2 separate regions of the Homo sapiens genome follow, and region 2 is linked to region 1. The links are chromatin contacts, found by Hi-C or POLR2A ChIA-PET in ENCODE. All regions are on one chromosome and are shown on one strand. Each heading gives the region's core, a stretch centred on a gene start or an enhancer-like site at or near the end of the contact. The rest is flanking DNA. Distances are from core to core; before and after follow the strand shown.

Region 1 (5,919 bases), core at 1,065-3,564:
CATGCATTCATTCATACAGCAAATATTTACTGAGTGCTTTCATTTGCCAGGGACTGCGTTAGGCCCTGGGGAAACATCAGTGAATAAAACACGGTCCCTGCCCACAGTGCTTAGGGCCTACTGAGGGAAAGAAGTAACCAGGCAACTACAAAACAGTGATAAGTATTAGGATACAGAAGTACAGAGGGCGCTGTGGGAGCACAAAGGAGGGGCATCTGGCATGGACTGGGGTGGAAATGGGGATGTCAGTTTGAAAGCTGAGACCTGGCCAGGTGCGGTGGCTCACTCCTGTAATCCCAGCACTTTGGGAGGCCGAGGCGGGCGGATCACCAGGTCAGGAGATCAAGACCATCCTGGCTAACACGGTGAAAACCCATCTCTACTAAAAATGCAAGAAAATTAGCCCGGCACGGTGGCTGGCGCCTGTAGTCCTGTAGTCCCAGCTACTCGGGAGGCTGAGGCAGGAGAATGGTGTGAACCCGGGAGGCGGAGCTTGCAGTGGAGCCAAGATTGCGCCACTGCACTCCAGCCTGGGCAACAGAGCGGGACTCCATCTCAAAAAAAAAAAAAAAAAAGCTGAGACCTGAAGGGTGAGTAGATGACAAACAGGCAGGGTAAAGGGAAGAGCATCCCAGGCAGAGAGGCTAGCATATAATGAAGGCTCTGAGTAGGAACTGGGAGGAATTGCTTGGAATGAAAAATGAAGAGGGAGTGGCTAGATGAAGACTGCAGGCTGGTTAAGGACTTTTGCCCTCTGGAGAAGGAGCTGAGAAGTGTTTTAAGCAGAAATTTGACTGCATGGGAGAAGTATAGAGTTGAGAAAAGTAGTCCTCTGAGGCTTAAGATAGTGTCATCTAGACTCCAGTTCCCTCATCTTGGGTAGCATAGTAGCCCCAGCCCAAAACTGCAAGCATGATCCCCGTCTGGGTTTCCTTCACAAGCACTGGAGCATCTTGTGCTATGTGCTGAACTCAGGTGGATAAGAGGTTGAGGCGGTTCCCAAAGCTCCTGCTGCACCCAGGTGTTGAGCCTAAATCTGAACCTTGTGGAGAGGTCACAAGAAAGATCCCTAACAGCACTTTGGTTTAGTCAGGGCTAGGTGTCATCACCTGTATGCCCTTTGGCCAAGGAAACCAGAATTTTTCAGGATTTTCCCCACCTCTGGAAGGCTGGAGGAAGGGGAAGACCCACTCAGCAGATTCCCATAGTGCAGGGATCCTCACAGGCATGACTTTGCCCTTTGTCATGGATACTGCAGCTCCCAGACAGTCTTCTGGGCTTTGATCAGCCTGCAATCATCTGACTAGAGCTTGATTTTTGGGGCAGGGAAGGTGGTCCTTATATGAGCTGCCACTTAATGGGCCACTGGGGATTTTTCAACATGAAAGGTACCGAGTCTCCAAATGCTGGTTGTAGGGCCTAAAAACAGGGCTCAACTCCAGGTTCTGCCACTTTCTAGCTGAGTGATGAGGGCTAACGTCTGGGGAGCAAGATCCCTATTTTTTCCCATTGTAAAATTGGGCTAATAAAAGATGCTACCTACTGACTATTAAATAATATATGTAAAGTGGCTAGTTCTGTGTCGGCACATAATAACCACTCAGTCCCTGTAAACTGTTACAATTATTTTCCACTTGGGGCTGCTTTTTGCACAAGGCGATGATTCTGAGAATTGTCCAGTGTCTTTGGTGTGAGGAAGGGAGTCGCTGGATGGTCTGAACCAGAATTTCCTCAGGAGGGGGCTCCTGAAGCGCCCAAAGCCTAATCAAATCCCCCACCTTTCTACCCCTTAACTCCTTCTCCCAGAGTTCTGGGTACTGCCCTTCTGCCGCCCAGAGATCGTGCTGAGGTACAGACGGTTTCTACGTCTTCCTGGTCAGCCGATAGACTAGCATATTCCATAGGAGCACTCCAAGGAAGCCGGAAAGGGCGCCTCCAGGAGGCAGGCGGCCCAGACAGGCTCCCAGAGTCCGAAATCCCTGCTGCCCCAGCTGCCTTTTCTTGACGGAGTCTCATCTCAATCCCTGAGACCGACTACACCGCCCTTCCCGGAGCCGGAGGCAGCTGGCGGAGATCCGGGATCCGAGATCCGGGATCCGGCTCGCCGGCCCGCCGGCTCCCTAGCAGCACCAAGGAGGCAGCGTCCGCAGGAGGTGGAGGCGTTGGCGGGGGGGCGTGCGGGTGCGGTAGGGGTGGGCAGGCGGGGTGGGCGGGGCCTCCGCGGCGGCGGGCGGGGCGTGGGTGGGTCTTCCCTACTGGAGTCACCCCCTCCCCCGGCCGGTCCGCAGCCCCGCCCCGGCCCCTCCCTCCGGCCTGTGCGGCTAGTCCGGCGGCGGCGCCGGCGCGGGGACAGGCGGAGGCGCGGGCAGGGCCGGGCGGACGGGCGCTGGCAGCAGTAGCAGCGCCGCGGGCCCTTCAGAGTGGCCGCAGTCCGAGCTTTGCCCTCGCATCCTGTTCCAACGCGGTGAGTGCGACGGGCGGGCCCCAAGGGTGCGTTTGTATTCCTGTCAGCCCGGGTCTGGGTCGGAGCGTCTGTGGGTGGGGGCACAGATGATTTTCAAAAGCTGTGCCTCTCTCTGCCCACGTGAGGCGTGTCCATGTCCGTGAGAGCAGCAGGGGGATTCTTCGGGCTGTGGCTGCTCACGTGAGGTCCCTGTTTTGAGGCGGGGAGGCGCGGGTGGATGGGTGATGGTTCCTTAGGGGAGCGCGGGGTTTGGGAGCTTGTGTGTGTTGGCGGAGGGTGCTGAACGCTGCGGCCGAGGGTGGTGGTGGTGGTGCGTGCTGAGTGGGACTCTGGAATATTGTGGCCCATCTTGTCTGAAGGGCTCTTTTCTCCCTGGTGCAGACACCTCCACCCCTTGCTCCCCCACCCCCACCCTACCCCACCCCCCGCCCCTTCCATCCTCTGGTACCCACAGGCCCACCAGTCAGGATGGAGGACACCCTTTCCTCCCCATGCACTGCTCTGTGGACAGAAAGCCTCATGTGGAGGCTGTTTTTTTGTAGGAAAGGACCCCTCTGGTTCTCCTGTAGCCTGAGCCCTGCCTGGAGGACCCCAGGCCCCTCCCTGGTTCTGACCTCCTCCCTTCTGCAATTGGCTTCAGATCCTGGGCTGCAAACCTGCAGGGACAGATGGTTGCAGGTTGGAGGGGCAGGCTGCACCCCAGGGAGGTCAGTTCGACTGAGGGCAGGCCCTGGGCTTGTTCTTGGTGTGGGGGTTCTCTGATGTGGACAACAGAAACTCAGGACTGGCCCTAGCAGGAAGATCACATCTGGGAGGTCACAGCAGGTGCAGAAAACATCACAGGTCTCCCTTGGCCAGTCTGTCTAGCTCACTGGTGCCCATTCATCCCCTAAGCAGGGGATGATTTGCTGCAGAATTGGAATCAGAGCTGCAGGCCTGACAGTAGCCCTGCCTCCTTGGGCTTGTATGCCTCCAGTGACAGAGCACTTGCTACTTTCTGCTGTGGAAAAGCTTCCTTATATTAAGCAGAGGTCTCTCTTCTTGGGACTTTATTCACTTGTCTTGTTACTGCCATTACTTTTGCATCTCTCTCTGATGAAAGGGAACTGCAGAGATTTAAACAGAGCTCTCCTGTAACCAACATATACTGAGTACTTCCTGTGTGCCAGGTACTGCCACAGCCACTTAGGAGACAATGGCATTCTTGCCGAGAGAACTTGAGCAAAGAGTCCATCGTTGGGATAGTATAGCCCAGGTTCAGAAAAGCAGAAAAACCATATGGTTAGAATAGAGAGCGTTCATAGAGTGTCACAGGTGACTTAAAACTCAGCAAACATTTATTTACGGGGGCGAGGGGGCAGGGGGAGTGTGGAGGGGAGGCAACTAAGACCATCCTCTAACACATTTAGCCTAACAGTGGAAACTAGAAGTCAAATCATCGAGGTAGTACAAGATGGGATTTAATCATGGGCTCATGGTACAATCTGTGGAAGCCCTTGGCTTGAGAGGGAACCTTGGGAATCTCAGATTTTGAGAAAACATCCCTCTTCTCCCAATTTACAAATAAGGGAATGGGGTTGGAACTTACCTAGAGTTTCACCTTGTGTTAGTGGAGTTAGTTACAGCATTAGGACTAGATCCTAGATCTCCTAACTTTTTAAACCTAGCCAAATTTCAGAGGCAGAATTGAGGATGTAGTCATAGCTTGTATCTGAAAGGTGAAAGAAAAGGTGTAATTGAGAAGACTACCAGGGTTCTCGCTTGTGTGGGTGGGTGAGTGGTGGTGCCTTTTATTTATTTATTTATTTAGATTTATTTATTTTTAGCATATTTATTTTTATGCTTTTAGGATGTAAAAGCATCATGTATAACCTCTGCCTTTTGGAGATTTGCAATCTTGTCCATCTGTTCCATATTTCTTAGTTTCTCATGTTTCTGTTTCTTTACTCACTGTTTTCCCAATGTACGTATCAATGTCCTATTTGTCTCTCAAGACCCAGCTCAAATACCCCTTCCTCTGGAAGCCTTCTTTATTCTGTACCATCCTCAGAGTTAGGTACTTCCTCCAGTTTGCTGCTGTAGCAATTTGAACATGTCAATATCATGGTACTTATCACATTGTAGTTACGTGTTTCCATTTCTGTTTCTCACATTAGTCTAAAAACTTGTGAAAGACAGGGAGTGTGTCTGATTCAGCTTTGTGTCTCTATTTCACAGCTGAAGGACCTGGCCCACAGTGTGCCCAGAGAAGTTTGATTGAATGGTTCATTCACTTTACTCAGTCTGGCAATGTTGGGGGAGATGGCCATGAATTTCATTGCTTTCCTTCCCTGCTAATCTTATTTAAAGGATTCATTGGCTTTAAGGACTTTGCCTCATCCAAGGCTTCATTTGTTTCAGAGAAAGCCCAAAGACTGTAACCTGCAGTCATTTGTCATTTTTTTGAGGTCTCAAATGATCAGATAAACCTGGAAGCTAGTGAGTAGACGTGAGTTATTTTAGCAAGCAAATGAGCCTAGCTGACCTCTCGCATCCATTTTCAACAATGCCTTGGTTACCTCCATTCACAACTGTGTAACTCATGTGTACTGGGAATCCTGTGAGATTGTAGGAGGAAGTCCTGGGGAAAATTAATGCTATTTGAGAATTTGGAGAAACTGAAAAGCCTTGAAACACATCCTTTGCAGATGTCCAGGATCTAGTGGAGTCAGCACTGGCTGTCTTCATTTGTTCACAATCAGCTTCTTGCTTGACTCCCTGCATCTGGCTTCCTGTCCTCCATCCCCTGAAAACCACATGCTCTGAGGTTAATGAAAGCCTCTTTGGGGCTTAAATAATGGGACCTCTGCAGCATTTCACTCCCTTGTTCATGAAGTTCTCTTCTCCCTTGGCATTCATGACATCTGTTTCCTGATTCTCTTGCTTCTCTGGTTGTGCCTTCTCAATCTTCTTTGCAGACTCTGCTTCCTGGGCCTATCTCTTAAATATTGAGGTTCCTTGGGACTTGGTGATAGACCCTCCTTTCTCTCTTTACCCTCTCAGGGTAATGTCATCCACGCCCATGGCTTCAGGAACCATCTCTGCACCAACATCCACATTCATGTCTCCAGGCCAGACCTCTCTCTTAGGCTTCAGCGTATCTTTCCAACTGCCAACTGGACCTCTCCACTTGAATTACATCCCATAGGCACCTCAGATTCATCACATTAAACAGTGAACTCTAGCTGGGTGCTGTGGCTCATGCCTGCAACCCCCACGCTTTGGCAGGCCAAGGCAGGAGGATTAGTTGAGCCCAGGAGTTTGAGGCTACAGTGAGCTATGATCATAACACCACATTCCAGCCTGGACAACAGAGTAAGACCCTGTCTCTTAAAAAACAAAAACAAAACTGAAAAAACCTTAAAAGATAAACACCAAACTTATCACCCTCTCATCCAAACTGCTCTTCTTTGAGA
Region 2 (5,919 bases), core at 3,420-5,919, 150 kb after region 1:
TGTTGTCACATGGTGTTCTCCCTGTGTATCTCTTCCCTCTCTTATAAGGACACCAGTCATATTGGATTAAGGGCCTACTCTACTTCATTATGGCCTCATCTTAATTATATTTGCAAGATTATATTTCCAAGTAAGGTCATATTCATAGGCACCAGGGGTTAGGACTTAAATATATCTTTTTGGGGACACAAGCAACCTGCGACAATAAGTTTCCACTTTTCATGTCCATACCATGGGGTATGAGAGAGTAGATGCCAGCCACACCCCTAGTTTAGAGAATTTTTTTTTTTTTTTGAGACGGAATTTCACCCCTGTTGCCCAGGCTGGAGGGCAACGGCACAATCTCAGCTCACCACAACCTCTGCCTCCTGGGTTCAAGTAATTCTCCCATCTCAGCCTCCCGAGTAGCTGGGATTGCAGGCATGTGCCACCATCTCTGGCTAATTTTGTATTTTTAGTAGAGACGGGGTTTCTCCATGTTGGTCAGGCTGGTCTCAAACTCCCGACCTCAGGTGATCCGCCCACCCTGGCCTCCCAAAGTGCTGGGATGACAGGTGTGAGCCACCGCATCTGGCTAAGAATAGAAATTTTTAAGACCACTGCCTTAGAGGTGTTATAAAGTTTTTTAATTGGGAAGCCATCAGGCTGAGATGGCTCCACCACATTTGATTCCTACATAAGCAAACCAAAGCCCAATGTAAAAAGTAAAAGAAAACTAGGGACCTTACCAATCAGAAACCACCAACTAACCTCTAACTAGGGGAATTTCCATATTAATGAATCAAATATATTTTCTTTGTCTTACTTCCATGTTCAGCCTATAAAAGCTCACTGCCCACACTGCTGCAGCTGAGCTCTCTGAACCTCTTTTGGCCTTGAGTGCAGCCTAATTTATGAATTGTTCTTAGCTCAAATAAACCCTTTAAAATTTTAAGGTTCGTAAGTTTATTTTTGAACAGAGGGCATCATTCTGCATCTTTCTTTGTTTTCTTCTTTTCTTACCCTTTTTGGAAACTGCAATACAGTTCTTCCTTGGATACTTTATAATCAAGGTCACTCTACTACAATTTCTGTCAATCTCTGCATTATTGACTCAGGCATTCTTCTAGCTGGCCCCAAGTTATTTTTACTTACCTCATGGCTTCCATTTTCCACTATCAGCCAGTTCATATGGCTTTTAAACTTGAGGCTTTGGGGAGACTGGTAGAACCATCATTGGCTTTATTGTTAAGTTTAAGGTCCTCCTTGTTCCAGATATCCAGAGAGGGAGTTAGTGCTACAGGAGATGGAAAAAAATTAGGCAGATAGTGAGGGCAAAAGAGTCCTCAGCAGAATTTCCCTTTTAACAAAAATCAGCCCCCAAATCATTTCTTTTCTAACAAAGAACAGCCTGAAAAATCAAGCTGCAAACATAGATAAGCAAGCTGGAAGCCTGCAGGGGTGAATGCCAGCAGCTGTGTCAATAGAAAAGGGCTACCTGGGGGCCAGGTATGTTCAACATGGAGGCTCCATCTTCCCTTTTCTTTGTCACCACAGTTACAGTAAAGAAACAGGCAACATGGCACTGGCCAGGTAGAGAACCCATCTGCAAAATAAAAGATTAGGGTGGGGGTGGCCATCTTTTTGTGCCTATACAAATGGCATACCTAGCCCTAACCAGTTTTTTGAGCTGTATGCAAATGACACACCTGGTCCAACCAATCTTTTGTGCCCTATGTAAATGACACACTGCCTCCTTAAGGTCATCTATAAAATCCCTTGCATTCCACGGTGGAACCAGCAACCCATTTCTCTGGGACCCCTCTCTGCTGCAGAGAGCTCTTCTTTTTCTTTTGCCTATTCAACTTCTGCTCTGAACCTCTTTGTGTGTCCATGTCCTAGTTTTCCATAGCTGTGACACAACCAATCTCGGGTATTTACTCCAGACAACAATGCCACTTCATTACCAGGTTTTAAAAAAATATCTGTCTATGCTGGGCGCGGTGGCTCACGCCTGTAATCCCAGCACTTTGGGAGGCCAAGGTGGGCGGATCATGGGGTCAGGAGTTCAAGACCAGCCTGACCAACATGGTGAAATCCTGCCTCTACTAAAATTACAAAAATTAGCTGGGCGTGGTCACGCGTGCCTGTAATCCCAGCTACTCAGGAGGCTGAGGCAGGGGAATTGCTTGAACCTGGGAGGCGGAGGTTGCAGTGAGCCAAGATCGCGCGTTTGCACTCCAGCCTGGGTGACAGAGCGAGACTTGGTCTCAGGAAAAAAAAAAAAAATCTATCCAAATCTATCCAAGTATCTATGCAAGTACTTCTTACTTCCAAATGCACTGAATTTCCTTAGCCCCACTCATCAAAGCTGGTGATTCTTTCATAGGCTTCCTGTAATATTAATATCCATTCCCAGTAGTACCCAGATTTTTGTACAGATATCCACTTTTCCTCCCATACCACCCTAATACTCCTGGGGAAGCTGAATCTACTCTACTTCAGAATTGATCTAACTTGTCAAAAGCCAATTATTAGATTTCTTGTCAGTGATTGTTTAGGGAACATAGGCCTAAACCCATCAATGCATGTCATTTTTGTAGCCATAGAATTTGGATTTGGAAAAGCCATGTAACCCAGTGGAAGGCAAGTGTAAAAATTCTGGGAGGCTTCTGGGAAATAAATGTCCTAAATTTTAAGATGGTCCCCTTTTTTTTTTAAGATCTTGTGCAGAGTTGTGAGGCCTGGAATGAAGCTGACACCTGTGCGTATGTGGGCACATACACATGGGTAGGGGGTGTGTGGGGGACATGGGGGAGTGTGAGAGGTGCGGGATGGGGCTCATAGTTGAGCAGTGGAGAGAACTGTAGAAAACCAGATTTGGAGCTGTGAATGACTCACACTTAATCACCACTCTACCAATCCTCTTTTTCAATTATGTTTGAATTGAGTTTCCTGTTACTAAGTACTGTTTGAATTGAGTTTTTGTTCCCTCAGTCTGAAAGCATTTTAACTGGTACATCCCTGATGGATCTCTCTGGGTAAATGTAGTTTCACTGGAAGAGATGGTGATTCCCACCAGATTCCCAAGAGAGCTTATTTTCTCTTGTATTAAGCAGCAGGGGTCAGGCTTATGGCCTTGTATTTGTAGAAATCAGCCATCAGCTTAGCATCACCAGATTTCTGGCATTAGCTGCCCACGTCTGTGGCACTTCAGGCCCATGTAACTATTTCCAGAGTGACACAAGTTTCTTCCACAGTTGTCAACAAGTGGCCCTCACAGGTTCAGTGAGAAGAGGAAGAGGGAGAGAGATCATCAGGATTAATGGATTACTTGCATTTGTGAGACGGTTTGCCAAGTATTGCTACAAACAAGGCACGGGATTTTCTTTTTTCTTTTCTTTTTTTTTTGAGATGGAGTCTTGCTCTGTCCTCCAGGCTGTAGTGCAGTGGAGCAATCTTGGTTTACTGCATTCTCTGCCTCCCAGGTTCAAACGATTCTTCTGCCTCAGCCCTCCCGAGTAGCTGGGATTACAGGCGTGTGTCACAACGCCCTGCTAATTTTTGTATTTTTAGTAGAGACGGGGTTTTGCCATGTTGCCCAGGCTGGTCTGGAACTCCCTGCCTCACGTGATCCTCCCCCCTCGGCCTCCCAAAGTGGTGGGATTACAAGCATGAGCCACCGCGCCCGGCTAAGGCATGGGATGTTTCGAACTGCTGACATTAGAAATTCACAATCCACATCATTAACTGGATCCTCCATGCCCACTCTCTCCCTCTCTGCAGCAGCAATTTCAAATCTTTACTCTCCGCAGTTCCACAGAACACAAGAAACAAACAAACAAGCAAAAAAAGTCAGGCAGGAGCCCAAGTAACCTCTATCAAAGCAAAGACCAGTGCCTAGTCTAACGCTTTTAAGGATTTTAAAAGAGGTGAAGGTGTCCTGCTTATCCTCCAAGCTTGGGTGCTGGGGCCGGGGCGGCTGAGATTTACCAGTGAAACCCAAAGAAAGAGAGGGCAGAAAACTAGAGAAAAGAAACCAGATAATGCTACCCAAGAGGACGAAATAAAGAAGCAGGAAACGAAGCCTGAGGCTAAACCCTGGAGATGACTATTAGGAAAACACCAGAGGATGCCCCGCCCGCCAGCCCACAATGAGCAGCCTGTCCAAGTCACAAAGCGGGGCCTCGGGCCTTGACAGTTCGCGATCTGTAAGCAGAATGTTCCAGGGCCTCCCTGTCGCCTGCATCCAGCCTGGGGGCAATCTTCACTGGTGTGGGAGGCCGAAAGTGGACGGCGACGGAGGCCCCTCTGGTTATCTCTTTGCCGTGCCAACACAGTCTCTGCGCCCACTAAGATGCATGAAATAAAAATTTCCGTGACTCGCCCTTTGCAGTGGAGAACTGAAACAGGCACACCAGGGAATTGGAGCGGAGGAGGGTAACTCAAACTCAGAGTGAGAGGGTTTGCAGGGGGCCGATTTGGGGCCAACAGGCTTCCCAGCAGGCCCCCGGCGCGGGACAGCGGAAGGCGAAACGCTTTCAAGAGACCCCGCTGCCAACATCCCCACGCCCTCGCGCCCTCCCGCCGCCCCAGAAGGCCAACTCCGCCTGCCTGAGTCACAGCTGGAGCTGGGGAGGAGCCAGGGAAAGGAGGCCCCTGACCGTAGTGCGGCCAGCAGTTGCAGGCAGACGGAGCAGAGCGGTCAGGGATCATGAGGGAGAGTGCGTTGGAGCGGGGGCCTGTGCCCGAGGCGCCGGCGGGGGGTCCCGTGCACGCCGTGACGGTGGTGACCCTGCTGGAGAAGCTGGCCTCCATGCTGGAGACTCTGCGGGAGCGGCAGGGAGGCCTGGCTCGAAGGCAGGGAGGCCTGGCAGGGTCCGTGCGCCGCATCCAGAGCGGCCTGGGCGCTCTGAGTCGCAGCCACGACACCACCAGCAACACCTTGGCGCAGCTGCTGGCCAAGGCGGAGCGCGTGAGCTCGCACGCCAACGCCGCCCAAGAGCGCGCGGTGCGCCGCGCAGCCCAGGTGCAGCGGCTGGAGGCCAACCACGGGCTGCTGGTGGCGCGCGGGAAGCTCCACGTTCTGCTCTTCAAGGTCAGTGACCTCAAACGGTCCCCAATCCGAGGCCTTTGCCGGCCTGTGGGCCACCAGCTGGGGGCTCCCCGCTTCCATCCACCTACCACACCCACATTCCTGACCCCTCCCGCCGTCTGTTGCTGTGGAACAGACTCACAGAGCCGCACCCACTTCCCAAGACCCAGCCCCATCCCTCCCTCTCACGCCTGAGCCCCGCCTGGCCAATCCAAGCCCGCCCAGCTCTAGCTCAGGCCACGTCCGCAGAATTTGGTCTGAGTCCCAGCCAATCCCTAAAATAACGGTGGTTGAAAGGGCATTCCGTGACTGCGGGCACTATCCTCTTCTCGCCCCTCACCAGGCCTCACCTACTTTACAGCGTTTTGCAGTTCGCACGCAGCTTTCCCTCCCCTTACCTTCCCACGCCTGCCTTTCCCCCCAGACTCTGGCTGCGGAGGTAAAAGGTTTCCCTTGTGTAATTAAGGAGTGAGTTTCGGGCTGCTGGGGGTAAGGAGCTGCCAGGATCAGTGCTGTGTCCGTCACATGCAGGAGGAGGGTGAAGTCCCAGCCAGCGCTTTCCAGAAGGCACCAGAGCCCTTGGGCCCGGCGGACCAGTCCGAGCTGGGCCCAGAGCAGCTGGAGGCCGAAGTTGGAGAGAGCTCGGACGAGGAGCCGGTGGAGTCCAGGGCCCAGCGGCTGCGGCGCACCGGATTGCAGAAGGTACAGAGCCTCCGAAGGGCCCTTTCGGGCCGGAAAGGCCCTGCAGCGCCACCGCCCACCCCGGTCAAGCCGCCTCGCCTTGGGCCTGGCCGGAGCGCTGAAGCCCAGCCGGAAGCCCAGCCTGCGCTGGAGCCCACGCTGGA

What was found. A loop is a pair of places that touch in the nucleus more often than their neighbours do. ChIA-PET counts read pairs that join two places held with the same protein, here RNA polymerase II (POLR2A). Pooled maps may share reads with other maps.
Region 2: a loop to region 1 is called in a map of IMR-90, with 25 times the contacts of the local background. The contact joins the promoter of CAVIN3 here to the promoter of TRIM3 in region 1. A Hi-C loop is called at or near these places in 6 of 168 maps with a recorded cell type or tissue (IMR-90, Right ventricle myocardium inferior, ascending aorta and 3 more) and 20 of 50 pooled maps. POLR2A ChIA-PET finds 5 or more read pairs at or near these places in 10 of 52 experiments (AG04450, BJ, GM10248 and 7 more).

Annotation. Positions count from the first base shown.
Region 1 is chr11:6,470,336-6,476,254 of GRCh38, reverse strand. It overlaps TRIM3 (tripartite motif containing 3), which reads left to right and starts at 2,314. Exons shown (of 12, transcript NM_033278.4): 1 at 2,314-2,464. RefSeq lists a silencer at 2,188-2,417 and enhancers at 1,775-2,713, 2,714-3,653.
Region 2 is chr11:6,319,251-6,325,169 of GRCh38, reverse strand. CAVIN3 (caveolae associated protein 3) reads left to right here and starts at 4,669. Exons shown (of 2, transcript NM_145040.3): 1 at 4,669-5,077; 2 at 5,606-5,919. The coding sequence starts at 4,694. LOC101927825 (a long non-coding RNA gene) reads right to left here. Exons shown (of 7, transcript XR_930998.4): 1 at 5,473-5,919; 2 at 1,478-1,585; 3 at 1,135-1,276. RefSeq lists enhancers at 3,903-3,992, 4,023-4,082, 4,093-4,452, 4,663-4,712, 5,256-5,919.